2 separate regions of the Homo sapiens genome follow, and region 1 is linked to region 2. Evidence: read pairs that join two places in POLR2A ChIA-PET (ENCODE). Cell type or tissue: Panc1. All regions are shown on one strand. Links, peaks and the distances in the headings refer to the core of each region. The heading gives the core; the rest is flanking DNA.

The links. ChIA-PET counts read pairs that join two places held together with the same protein. Peaks named below come from ENCODE experiments on the same cell type or tissue, not always from the same donor. Only the 100,000 strongest peaks of a DNase experiment are listed, where the experiment ranks them.
Region 1: POLR2A ChIA-PET joins it to region 2 with 6 read pairs; 2 of 35 experiments call an interaction of 5 or more read pairs at or near these places.

The regions. Positions count from the first base shown.
Region 1 is chr10:86,533,313-86,537,312 of GRCh38, reverse strand. It overlaps LOC105378408 (a long non-coding RNA gene), which reads right to left and starts at 3,478. Exons shown (of 4, transcript XR_946163.3): 1 at 2,970-3,478; 2 at 2,150-2,388; 3 at 2,012-2,077. RefSeq lists an enhancer at 708-1,257 and a silencer at 1,492-1,731. In Panc1, for the core only: no CTCF peak of the experiment used is centred there; a DNase peak (open chromatin) is centred at 1,612; H3K4me3 peaks cover 928 bases; H3K27ac peaks cover 1,465 bases.
Region 2 is chr10:86,800,818-86,808,940 of GRCh38, reverse strand. All of the region lies in intron 1 of BMPR1A (bone morphogenetic protein receptor type 1A), which reads right to left. Among named protein-coding and RNA genes, the nearest start is that of BMPR1A, 48 kb to the right of the region's middle. In Panc1, for the core only: no CTCF peak of the experiment used is centred there; no DNase peak of the experiment used is centred there.

The DNA of each region.
Region 1 (4,000 bases), core at 1-4,000, 270 kb after region 2:
CCAGGACCTTCTGCTTGCCAACTGGTCAGGAGTCGTGTGGCTATCTCACTTGTGCCTCCTAAATCCCTCTCTCGGAAGGGGAGGTGGAGGGGTGCTGGTATTGTCCTCATTTTACCAAACCTCACGCCTAGTTCCCTTTCCACCATCCCTGGGGCCTTCCAGAAGAATCTCTGTGCTTGGAGAAAGGAGTACACAGCCTGAGGCTGGGTACGGGATGCAAACATCCATTCATTCAACTATTTCTTGGGAACTGGGGCTGCGCAGGACAGGGAGACCCGGGACACTGTCCTAACGGAAGCCAAGACCTGGGGAAGCCCAAGTTGGACTCAGCTAATTATAATTGCAATTATAACTTCGTACTCGAGTGCTTTCAAGGGTTGCCGAGGAGGCGAGGAGGGAAGGAAGGGGCCACAGGTCTGTGGCTGTCGGGTTTGCTGTGCCAGTTTCTGCCGGATGGAGGCCGCGAGCATGGGAGAAAGGGCGCAGCGAGGATGGCAGGAACCGTGTAGCCGGCGGGCCTTGCTCCCCACCTCAGGTTTGCGCCCACACCCTCTTCCTGGGGCTGCGCAGGCCTCACCTCGAAGGTACTTCTCAGGGGGAGGCTCAGAGGTGCGGATGTTCACGTCGTTGGGGCTGCCATGGCTGCGGTTGCTAAGCCCTTTTGGACTCACAAGTCTCAGATAAGATCAAAGCCCAGGTTGGGGCGGGCGGCCTAATCCGCCGCGGCTCCCGGGTCCCGGGAGGCCCCAGCACCGCGCGGACAACGACTGAAAGCAGAGACGATGCGATCTCGAGCGGGCCCTGGCTCAGCGCTGGCGCCCGCTTTCGGAGCCAGGACTGTCCCTCAGAGCAGCCGGGACACTGGCCCGGCCGGGAAGGTCACCTGCGCAACAAAGGCGGCCCAGGCAGCCCCAAGGTAATGCCCAGGGTGACCCCAGTGCAAAGGGGAGTCCTGGGGGAGAAGCAGCCTAAGGCACCCCGCCCCCAAATCCGGGGGCATTTATTTGAAATGTTAATGTTTTGGCCGGGCGCGGTGGCTCACCCCTGTAATCCCAGCGCTTTGGGAGGCCGAGGCGGGCGGATCACGAGGTCAGGAGATCGAGACCATCCTAACACAGTGAAACCCCGTCTCTACGAAAAATACAAAAAATTAGCCGGGCGTGGTGGCAGGTGCCTGTAGTCCCAGCTACTCGGGGGGCTGAGGCAGGAGAATGGCGTGAACCCAGGAGGCGGAGCTTGCAGTGAGCCGAGATCGCGCCACTGCACTCCAGCCTGGGCGACAGAGCGAGACTCCGTCTCAAAAAAAAAAAAAAAAGAAAGAAAGAAAGAAAAAAGAAATGTTAATGTTTTGAAGCCTCCCCTCGGCCCAGATCCGTCTCCTAGAAAACGGGCAGAAGCGTCTGTGGGATTACTAAACAAACCGACTCTGGCTTGGGTGCGAACCCAGTAAACATGTGTTGGTGTAAGCTAGAGAGGCCGGTGTACACGGACGAACCGGGTAAATGATTACACAGCCCCGACCCCTCGCCTTAAAGTATCCTTGGTGCACCGATTTCAGGACTTGAAGTTTTCCTGGGCCACAGACCTTTATTTGCGCGTGTCCTTTACGCCCTCCACCCCCGCGCAGGAACCGCGGAATCCAGGTCACAGGTGGGGGCGGGGAGGCCCGGGCAGGGCGGCTGCGGCGCAGCTCTGGCAGAGCCCAACCCTGGCCCCGCCCAGGTCGCAGGCCTCGCCCAGGTCCCGCTGGGCCGCAGCCCGGCCTGCACTCAGCCGCCAAAGTCTCCGCCACGCCTCGGGACGTCCTTGGGTAGCCCGGACCACGCGGGGTCGGGTGTCCCTGGCCAGGAGGCCGCCACGCCCGGGGAGGACACAGAGAGTGTCACAGCGGGAGCTTTTTAGAAACCTTGGCATGCGTTTCCCTGTCCACATTGGATAGTTGTCGAGTTATTGCCAAAATTATCTAGTCAGATCCTTTTCCCAGCTCAGCTACTGGCAATGGTAATCATACCTGCACACACTTTGGGTGCGCTGAGACACTGCCGGGCGCTGTTCCAAGCTCTTCTCATGGATTAACCTGTGATAAGGCGACCAAAGTTAGTCATCTGGCTTCTTTCGAGAACTGGCAGGTCACCTGCCCTCCACTCACCTGGTGGGGTGAGAGTAAATTGGGGCGTGCTCCCCTTTTGGATATGGGGTCCAAGCTGCGCAGACATGATTGCCAAGGGCCCGGGGCTCCTGTGTGCTGGAGAGGGGCTAGGTAGGGCATCAGGCACCGTCTTGATTCTGGAACATTTTTTAGGCCCCTCTACAGTTCTCCAACTTCAACATTCTGTAATCCACGAAATCCTCCAAGCTTCCTGAGCTTCCAAAAGGTTTCGCCTCAAGCTGGGAGAACCCAATAGAGTGATCATTTTTCAACCAAGGGAGCCAACATTCATACATAATAAAGCCAGTTACACAAAGGCCAGAATTCTTTCCCACTCTCCAGAGAGAGGCCCCTCAGCTCAGGGAATCTGCAGGGCTGCCCAAACAACCCAAACTATGGGCCAGGCTAGGGGCGCATCAGAGGAATGGGGGCAAGCCGGAGAGCTCCTCTGCCCACTCAGATGCTGGAGTTCCTAACACGAAGAAACCCTCATCAGGTTATTCCTGAGCACTTCTCAGAAAGCACAGTTCCTCCCTTTTCTTTGCCCCAAGGGCCAGTTGCAGAGCCCATGGCCCAGCCGTGGGATGCTGTGAAGGGAGGAAGAGCCGCTTATGGTGGAGGAGCTCCCTCCAGGCCCCAGCAATACATCTGGATGCTGTGAAGAACCAAGTGGGCAGGGCAAAAAGAGACATGGCCTGGTTAAGACAAGGCACTGTGACCTTGACTTCAATAACCTGGCCTGGTAGATGTCTGTCTGCCACCCTACCTTTGCTGCTCACAAATACCTGATCTCTCCCCAGGCCAAAGCATCTCCACCTACCGTTCCTCACTCCTCCTTGAACTTGGCTTCTTCCTCTAAACAGCTTTGAGTTCTCGATCTTGATCCTCACTCCTCCAGGCTTGAGCCTCTAGCTTGAAATGACAACAGAAGGATGGGGTTCCTCTACCTGGCTTGATATTCAGGGCCCAGGACAGCACATGCTTCATGCCTGGAACCTTTGGAGAAAGATAGTTTTGGTTTAAAACTCTGGCTCTGTCACATTAATCAGCTGGGTAACTTTAGGCAAGTCATTTACCATTGTACAGTATTCCTTAAGATTCTTATCAGAGAAGTGGTAGGATGATGCAGCTCTGTTAAGGAGACAAGACATCAATGACAATGTAAATAACAATGTAAATTACAATGCAGGGAAATATGCATTGTGGCTGGCAAAGAATAGGGCTCAGTAAATGGTAGCCTTCTCCCTAGGTAAGAATAAAGCAACTCAGCACCTAGGAGGCTGCTTGCCTTTGTTCTTTCATTAAAATTTTTTTTTTAGAGACAGGGCCTTGCTCTGTAACTCAGGTGGGAGTGCAGTGGCATGATCATAGCTCACTGTAACTTTGAACTCATGGGCTCACGAGATCCTCCTGCCTCAGCCTCCTGAGTAGCTGGAGCTTGCCTTTGTTCTCACACTCTCTTCTGAGGCTCCACAGTTTGGAGGTAGAGACCGCAACATCGGTAATGTTGCTGCCAACTCCACCTCCACTCAGTCATGCCCTGGAAGTTAAATACCTGAAACTGTATGGCCATGGCATCCTTGCTTGGGCAAGCAGCATTCAGAAGCAGATTGGCTTTCAGAGCAGGTGACACCCCAGAGGCTTCTCTCCTGATGTCATTATGGGCAAGCAGTCAGCAGTCAGTGAGCAGGGCCTCACTGCTGGGATCTTGTTCCTAACTGGGTGTCCTGCTGCCTCTCACCTAGAAAGTGAGCCCAAGCAGATTTTCCCTGACATTCAATAGCCTTGTTCTGCTTCCACTGTTTCCATCTCAAGGTTATTAATTCTTTGCCCACTCATGGCTATCAGAAT
Region 2 (8,123 bases), core at 2,108-6,107:
GGAAGATAACTGGATCCCTATAAGTAACCTGTGATGAATCAGAGAAACGAAAGATTACTGAAGATGGGCAGGTTTGGTAGCCATCCTGATTTGGGTAGCAGGTGAGAGATGGAAATTCTGGAAACTGAAAACCAGACAAAGTTTGACCATAAATTGAGGCAAAATTCCAATGGTGATTGTAAAGAAATAATCTTTGTACATTTAAGGAAGTGATAATATCAAAACTGTAGCACTTCACAGTTTAAAATCAGTTTTCACCCACATTGTAACTGAATTTCAAGCAATCTCATAACTTAAGTAATATCCTTCTTCCATTTTATGGGAGATAGGGTTCAGACAGGACAAGTGGTTTGTCAATGAGTGGAGAACTAGGATTCAAACTCAGGCCATTGCTTCAAATCTCTTAACTCTTTCGGTGAATTGACGTTACATGAAATAAGTTGAATGGACCAAAGCTCACAGTTCCACCTTTGGAAAATAGAAAACAAAGAGCAAATTAAATCCAAAGTAAGTGGAATAAAAGAAATAAAAATATAATAGTATCAATGATACTGAAAATAGGAAATCAGTAAGAAAAACTAAAAGCTGGTTCTTTGAAAAGATCATAAAATTGATAAGCCTTTAGCTAAGCCAATTAATTAAAAAGATGACACAAATAGCTAGTATCAGAAATGAAAAAAAAGATCACTACAGATCCCTTCTAAATGTACATTAAAAGGATTATAAAGGAATATTATGAACAAACATGATTAAAAATTTGATAATTTAGATGACATGGATCAATTCCTTAAAAGACACAATATGCCAAAACTCACACAAGAAGATATAGATAATCCAAATAGGCCTATATCTATTAAAGATATTGCATCAGTAAGCAGTAACCTTCCAAAACAGAAAACAACAGGCCCAAATGAGTTCTGCTGAGGTGGGTGGATTGCCTGAGGTCAAGAATTCAAGACCAGCCTGACCAACATGGTGAAACCCCGTCTCTACTAAAAATACAAAAATTAGCCGGGCATGGAGGTGTGCGCCTGTAATCCCAGCTTGTAGGGAGGCTAAAGCAGGAAAACTGCTTGAATTCAGGAGGCAGAGGTTGCAGTGAGCCAAGACAGTGCCACTGCACTCCAGCCTGGGCAACAGAGTGCAACTCCGTCTCAAAAGGAAAAAAAACCACAACTATAGAACAGTATCTTGATAGAGATTACAGAAGCGTATGCACTGTCAAAACAGATTAAACGGAATACATAAGAAAGATGGGGACTGGGCATGGTGGCATATGCCTGTAATCCCAGCTCTTTGGGAGACTGAGGTAGGAGAATTGCTTGAGGCCAGGAATTCAAGACCAGACTAGCCAACATAGCAAGACTCTGTCTCTACACAAAAAATTTAAAAATCTGCCAGGCATGGTGGCATACATCTGTAACCCCAGCTACTCAGGAGGCTGAGGCAGGAGGACCGCTTGAGCCTAGAAGTTCAAGGCTACAATGAGCTATGATCATGTCACTGCACTCCAGCCTGGATGAGAGAGAGAGATTCTGTGTCAGATAAACAAGTAAGTCAAAAAAGAACTATGCATTTCACTAAATACACAAATCCATAAATTATACTTCAATTTTTTTAAATTAAAAATAAACTGGAAATGAAATTAGAATGAAATGGACTGGGGAAAGGCCAAAAAAATCCTGAGGGGTTGGTTTAGAATTAGAAGTATTAGTATAAACTAAAAATGATTTTAAAGATAGTATGTTAAAAAATAATAGTCTATTTCCTAGATACATTTGTTGAAAGTGGCTAGAACCAATGACACCCCAGTATCAATGAGAACACCTAAGACCCAGATCTTGGTTTCTATATATTGAATCCCACTAACAGAAACCAGGGCTCCTTAGAGACATGACTGATTCTGGGGATGGGGCAAAGAAGGTCCTATAGAAGCCTGGAACATCACTATGGCATAAAGAAGTGCTCTTTATTTTTTTTTAAAGGGAAGAAAAAATGACAAGGCCATATCCAAAGGACACGAGAGCCGGAATGAAGAGACTCCCGCTATCAAAATCTGGGACAACATGAACCTCAGAAAACATAAGGGCTGGTCAGGTACAGTGGCTCATGCCTGTAATCCCAGGACTTTGGGAGGCCGACACAGGCAGATCCCTTGAGCCCAGGAGTATCAAGCCTGGCCAACATGGTGAAACCCCCATTTATACTTTAAAAAAAAAAATTTCGTCAGGTTTGGTGGTGTGCACCTGTAGTTCCAGCTACTTGGGAGGCTGAGATGGGAGGATCAACTGAGTCTGGGAGGTGAAGGCTGTAGAGAGCTGTGATCGCACCACCACACTGTAGTCTGGGCAACAGGAGTGAGACCCTGATGAAAAAAATCCATAAGGACTATAACTCATTGAACGAAATGGAGTCTATCACTCCATAGTGATGACAACTAAATAGATAAATCAAATACATACATAAGGGAGTAAGAAGGGTTCTTACAGAATTCAGAATGATAAATGTAGAACTAGTGATGAAAGTGGAAAAATCACCATTCTACAACTATAAATAGTCAAGACCAATTAAATCTGCAGGGGAGCAGTGAATTTTATGAGGAATAAGAAATTTGTGTGGTCTTGAAGTTTCTCCCCACAGACTGCTTACTAGTTACAAGAGGGAAAACAGTAATTATAGAGAAGAGAAACTGGAAAACACCTTGACCAGGTAATCAAAATTAACATGACCAATGACAGGTAGGACAGACATAGTATGCTTCTGATACCCTAGAAGGACACGTCGTCATTTATGTAGACTTCTGGCCAGAGATGCATCACCTGAATCTAATAATGAGAAAATGCCAAGCCCAAAGTGAGGAATATTCTAGAAAATAACTGGCCTGGTGTTCTTCAAAAATGTTGATGTCATGAAACACAACAGGTGGCTAAGGAACTGCTTCAGAGAGAAGGAGATTAAAGAGGCAGGACAACCAAATGCAATATGTGACTCCAGATTGAATCCTCCACTGGAAGGGAAAAATGCTTTAAAAAAAAAAAAAAAACACCTCAGTTGGGCCAACTGACAAAACTGGAATACAGACTGCAGATCAAAGTGCCGCCTCAATGTTAAACTCCCTGAATTTGATAACTGAAGAATGATTACACAGAATATCCATGTCCTTAGAAAATGAAAGCTGAAGGCTGGGCACAGTAGCTCATACCTGTAATCCCAGCATTTTGGGAGGCCGAGGCAGGTGGATCATGAGGTCAGAAGATCGAGACCATCCTGGCTAACATGGCAAAACCCCGTCTCTACTAAAAATACAAAAAATTAGCCCAGCGTGGTGGCACGCGCCTGTAGTCCTAGCTACTCGGGAGGCTGAGGCAGGAGAATTGCTTGAACTGGGGAGGTGGAGGTTGCAGTGAGCCAAGATCCTGCCACTGCACTCCAGGCTGGGCGACAGAGCGAGACTCCGTCTCAAAAAAAAAAAAAAAAAAGGAAACTGAAATAGTAAGGGTAAAGGGGCATAATATATACAACCTCACTCTTAAAAGTGTGTGTGTGTGTGTGTGTGTGTGTGTACAGGTAGGAGTGAAGAGACAGAAACAGAGAATTATAATGCAAATATGGGAAAATGTTAAAAACTGGTGAATGTGGGTATGAAGATTATGGGCATTCACAATGGTATTCCTACATCTTTTCTAAGTATGAAATGATTTCAAAATAATAAAAATGAATTAAATTCATATATTCAAGTTCTAACCACCAGTACCTCAGACCATAAATTTGTAAATAGGGTCTTTACAGAGGTAATCAAGTTAAAATGAGATTATCAGGGTAGGGCCTAATCCTATATGACTATACCATCCTTATAAAAAGGGAGACATCTAGATATGAAACCACAGACATGTGGGGAGAGACAGGGATAAAACTGCCATCTGAAACCCAAGGAACGCCTGAGGCTACCGGGAGTTAGGAAGGAGGCCAGAAGCAGATCCTTCCCTGGTACCTTTAAAGGGAGCATGGCTCTGCGGACACTCCTATTTTGGATCCCTTGATTTTGGAAGTACAGCCTCTAGAATTGGGAGACAATAAATTTCTGCTATTCTAAACCCACACAAACAAATAAAATAATTAGAATAGCAAAAAAAAAAAAAAAAAAAAAACACCTACAAACATTAAGCTAAAATAAATTCAAAACTTTTTATAGACATGAGACATACTTGACCAAATAAAGGTGTTTAAAAACACAAATACTTGGGTTATTCACTGGTGGTCACAAAATAAAGACTGAGGAAATCATCAAACACCAACCTTGCACCAATCTTGCACTTAATAAATGAATTAAATTCATATATTAAAGTCCTAATCCCCAGTACCTCAGACCATAAATTTGTAAATAGGGTCTATAAAGAAAATCATGTGTGGCTGGGCTCAGTGGCTCATGCCTGTAATCCCAGCACTTTGGGAGGCCTAGGTGGGTGGATCACTTGAGATCATGAGTTTGAGATCAGGAGATGGCGAAACCCCATCTCTGCTAAAAATATAAAAATTAGCCGGGTGTGGTGGTGGGTGCCTGTAGTCCCAGCTACCAGGGAGACTGAGGCAGGAGAATCACTTGAACCCACGAGGTGGAGTTGCAGTGAGCCAGGATCGCGCCACTGCACTTCAGCCTGGGCGACAGAACAAGACTCTGTCTCAAAATAAAAGAAAACTATGTGATACAAAACTACTAACCAAACCCATATATTACTAAGTCCCAATTGTGAATATATTAAAACTGATTTAGCAAAGTTATTATTATTTAAAGATGATATATTTTAAATCCCCTATGAGAATAAACTGAAAATTATTAGAAAAAGAAGTTAAATATGTTGAATGATTTAATAAAAATTAGTAAGCTGTGTATGTATTAACAAAACTGGTTAGAAAATATAGTGGAAAAATAGTATCATTCACAATAGCACCCAAAAATATAACACATGAGAAAAACTACAAAACTTTACTGAAAGTCAAAAAAGAAGACTTGTGAAAGATGAAACGCGAATTTATTAATTAGTAAACTATATACTGTAAAGATGGTAGTCCTCTCCAAATCAAATCAATCAGTCAATGAATATTAGCAGACTTTTCAGTAGAATCAGATAAAACATTTCTAAAGACAGTTGGAAAAATAAACAAATATCCTCGACTTTTGAAAAAGTCAGAAAAATTTGCTTTACCAAGTATTAAAATGTACCCAAAGCTATACTGATATAAACAGTGTGATTCCACTGTCAAGAGATAGGTCACAAAAGACCAAAAGTAGATCCAAATATATATGAGAATATAATAAAAGTAACATCTCAAATCAATAAAGAGTGGTGAAAGAATTTGCCAACGATTTGGGAAAAAATTAAGTCGGATCCTTACGTTATGCAACAAAACTAATTCCAGATAAATAAAACGTTCAAATATAAAATGTAAAACTATAAAAGAACTGGAAAACACTACTGTAATGGGGAAAAAAATGTCTAAGTTTGACATCAAAAGTAAAAACCATAAAGAAAAATGTGGCTGATGTAAATTGTTATTAAAGATAATAATGGCCAGGCAGGGTGGCTCATGCCTGGAATTCCAACACTGTGGAAGCCAAGGACTGCTTGAAGCCAGGAGTTTGAGATCAGCCTGGGCAACAAAGTGAGATGCTGTCTCTTTATAAAAATAAATAACACCAAATTTAATTTTCTTCTGTTTCATGTAGCAACCTTGGTAAGCTTGTGACATTATTACAATTATGTTGTGCTTTAGAATTGTGACTATGGCAGTAACATCAGTATATTTTATTCTACCCATCTGACTTCACTTTAAAGAAAACAATTTTTCACTTTGATTTGACAACTGACTTTTCCTAGAATGGATAGGAATATATGCAGTAAAAAAAGGCTTAGGGTCTTTTTTTTTTTTTTTTTTTTGAGACCGGGTCTTGCTCTGTCGCCCAGGCTAGAGTGCAGATCCCTAGATAGGGCCACAGCCATGTATCACAATGCCTGGCTAATCTTTGTCTTTTTTGGAGACATGGAGTCTCACTACGTTGTCCACGCAGGTCTCCAACTCCTGGGCTCAAGCAATCCTCCTGCCTCAGCCTCCCAATTAACTCCTTTTTTTTTTTTAAACATGTCTGTGATTATTATTTTTGGCTGGAATGAAAGAAATTATCTAAAATTCAGCTAACTTCTGACAAGTTGGTGTTGAGTTACTAAAATGCATACAAATTCCTAAACTGATTAAAGCTAACATTCGAGGTTAATGAATGAGAAGTATCTGTAAGGATGGTTTTTTTTTTTTCTCCCTCAAGCTTGCACCAGCTGATCTGAGAGCTACTTGAACCTCAACTGGTTAAATGACCTAGGTTATAAGCAAATGTTCTAAAGGGGAAAAAACTGCTTATTTGAATGTGACATCCCACGTCAAATTTTTAGTTTCTTCTCCCTTTCCTTTACATCATAGTCATTCAAGCATTTGTATGTGCAGTATAGAGGCAAAAAGTACTAATGTAGTTCAGATTCTTTAACATGGGTTATTTTTACTTTCCAAGTCCTATTTTTTATCCTTTCATAAATTAGCCCAAAATGTAGGGTACAGTATATAAGGCCAGAATTATGATACTCACTGTACACAGGGCTTAAGGGATTCAGGGTAAGGGCAGAAGCCAACAAGACACCATCCTCAGCCCTGATCTGGAGCGTCCCTCACCACCATCTGGACTGTGCTGAAAGAGGTGGAAGGCTATATGCAGAGTTGTGTCACAGCGGCTAAGAGTTTGGCACAGGAGAGCCAGCTGTGCCAAATGCTACTGAGAGAGTAAAGGAGATGGGGCTGGACAATGGAGGCCCTCAACGACGCAGACAAAAATGGCCTGAGGAATGCAAACTGTGGTGGACAAGAGAATAAGAATCAGGCAAGGGTGGGGGGCGGTGGCTCACACCTGTAATCCCAGCACTTTGGAAGGCGGAGGGGGGCAGATCACAAGGTCAGGAGATCGAGACCATCCTGGCTAACATGATGAAACTCCGTCTCTACTAAAAAAGTACAAAAAATTAGCCGGGCATGGTGGCGGGTGCCTGTAGTCCAAGCTACTCGGGAGTCTGAGGCAGGAGAATGGCGTGAACCCGGGAGGCAGAGCTTGCAGTGAGCCAACATGCGCCACTGCACTCCAGCCTGGGAGACAGAGCAAGACTCCGTCTCACAAAAAAAAGAATAAGGCAGGTTAAACAGTTGAAAGAAGGTGAAGGACAGGAAGTGTTGCAAGCAGACCATCCCTGAAGCATCTGGCTAAGGAAGGGGTAGAGGCTGACTTTTTTTAAGGGAATGGTTGAGTTTTCTTACCAAGTCTCTACCAGAGATTGTTTACTGATAGGAATGAACCAAAAACAGGGGTAATGACTAAAGAAGAGAGGGGAGAAACAGTCAAAATTCACACAGATACCATACACAAACAGAGCTAACTAGGTGATATTAATCTCTAAGCTTCTATCAGGCTGGGCACAGTGGCTCACACCCGTAATCCCAGAACTTTCAGAGACCAAGGTGGGTGGATGGCTTGAGTGGGCCCAGGAGTTCAAGACCAGCCTGAGCAACACAGTGAAACCTCATCTTTACAAAAAATACAAACTATCAGTTGGGCATGGTGGCGCACGCCACCAACTACTCAGGAGGCTGAGGTGGGAGGATCACCTGAGCGTGGGGAGGTCAAGGCTCCAGTGAGCCCGTGATAGCACCACTGCACTCCAGCCTGGGTGACAGAATGAGACCCTGTCTCAAAAAATATATAAAAACAAAAATTAAAGAATTTAAAAAATAAGCTTATGTCAGCCTCACTAGAATTCAGCATTTTAGTACACATTGTCCTGCCCATATTTTTAACATCTATGCAAACAATATTTCCAGATAAGCTCATATTTACAATTACTGTCATGCAAAACATACAAAGTTTCTTGCCATCTCTAGACACTTAGGAAGTTTCTCATCATACGTAAGTACGTGAAGATTATTTTCCTCACAGCGGCACTACTAATTTTATTCTCACTTTAAAATAATCCCTTTCAATGTCTGAATTCCTCTTCTAGTTAGTTTTTCATTACGTATCTTCTCCACATATA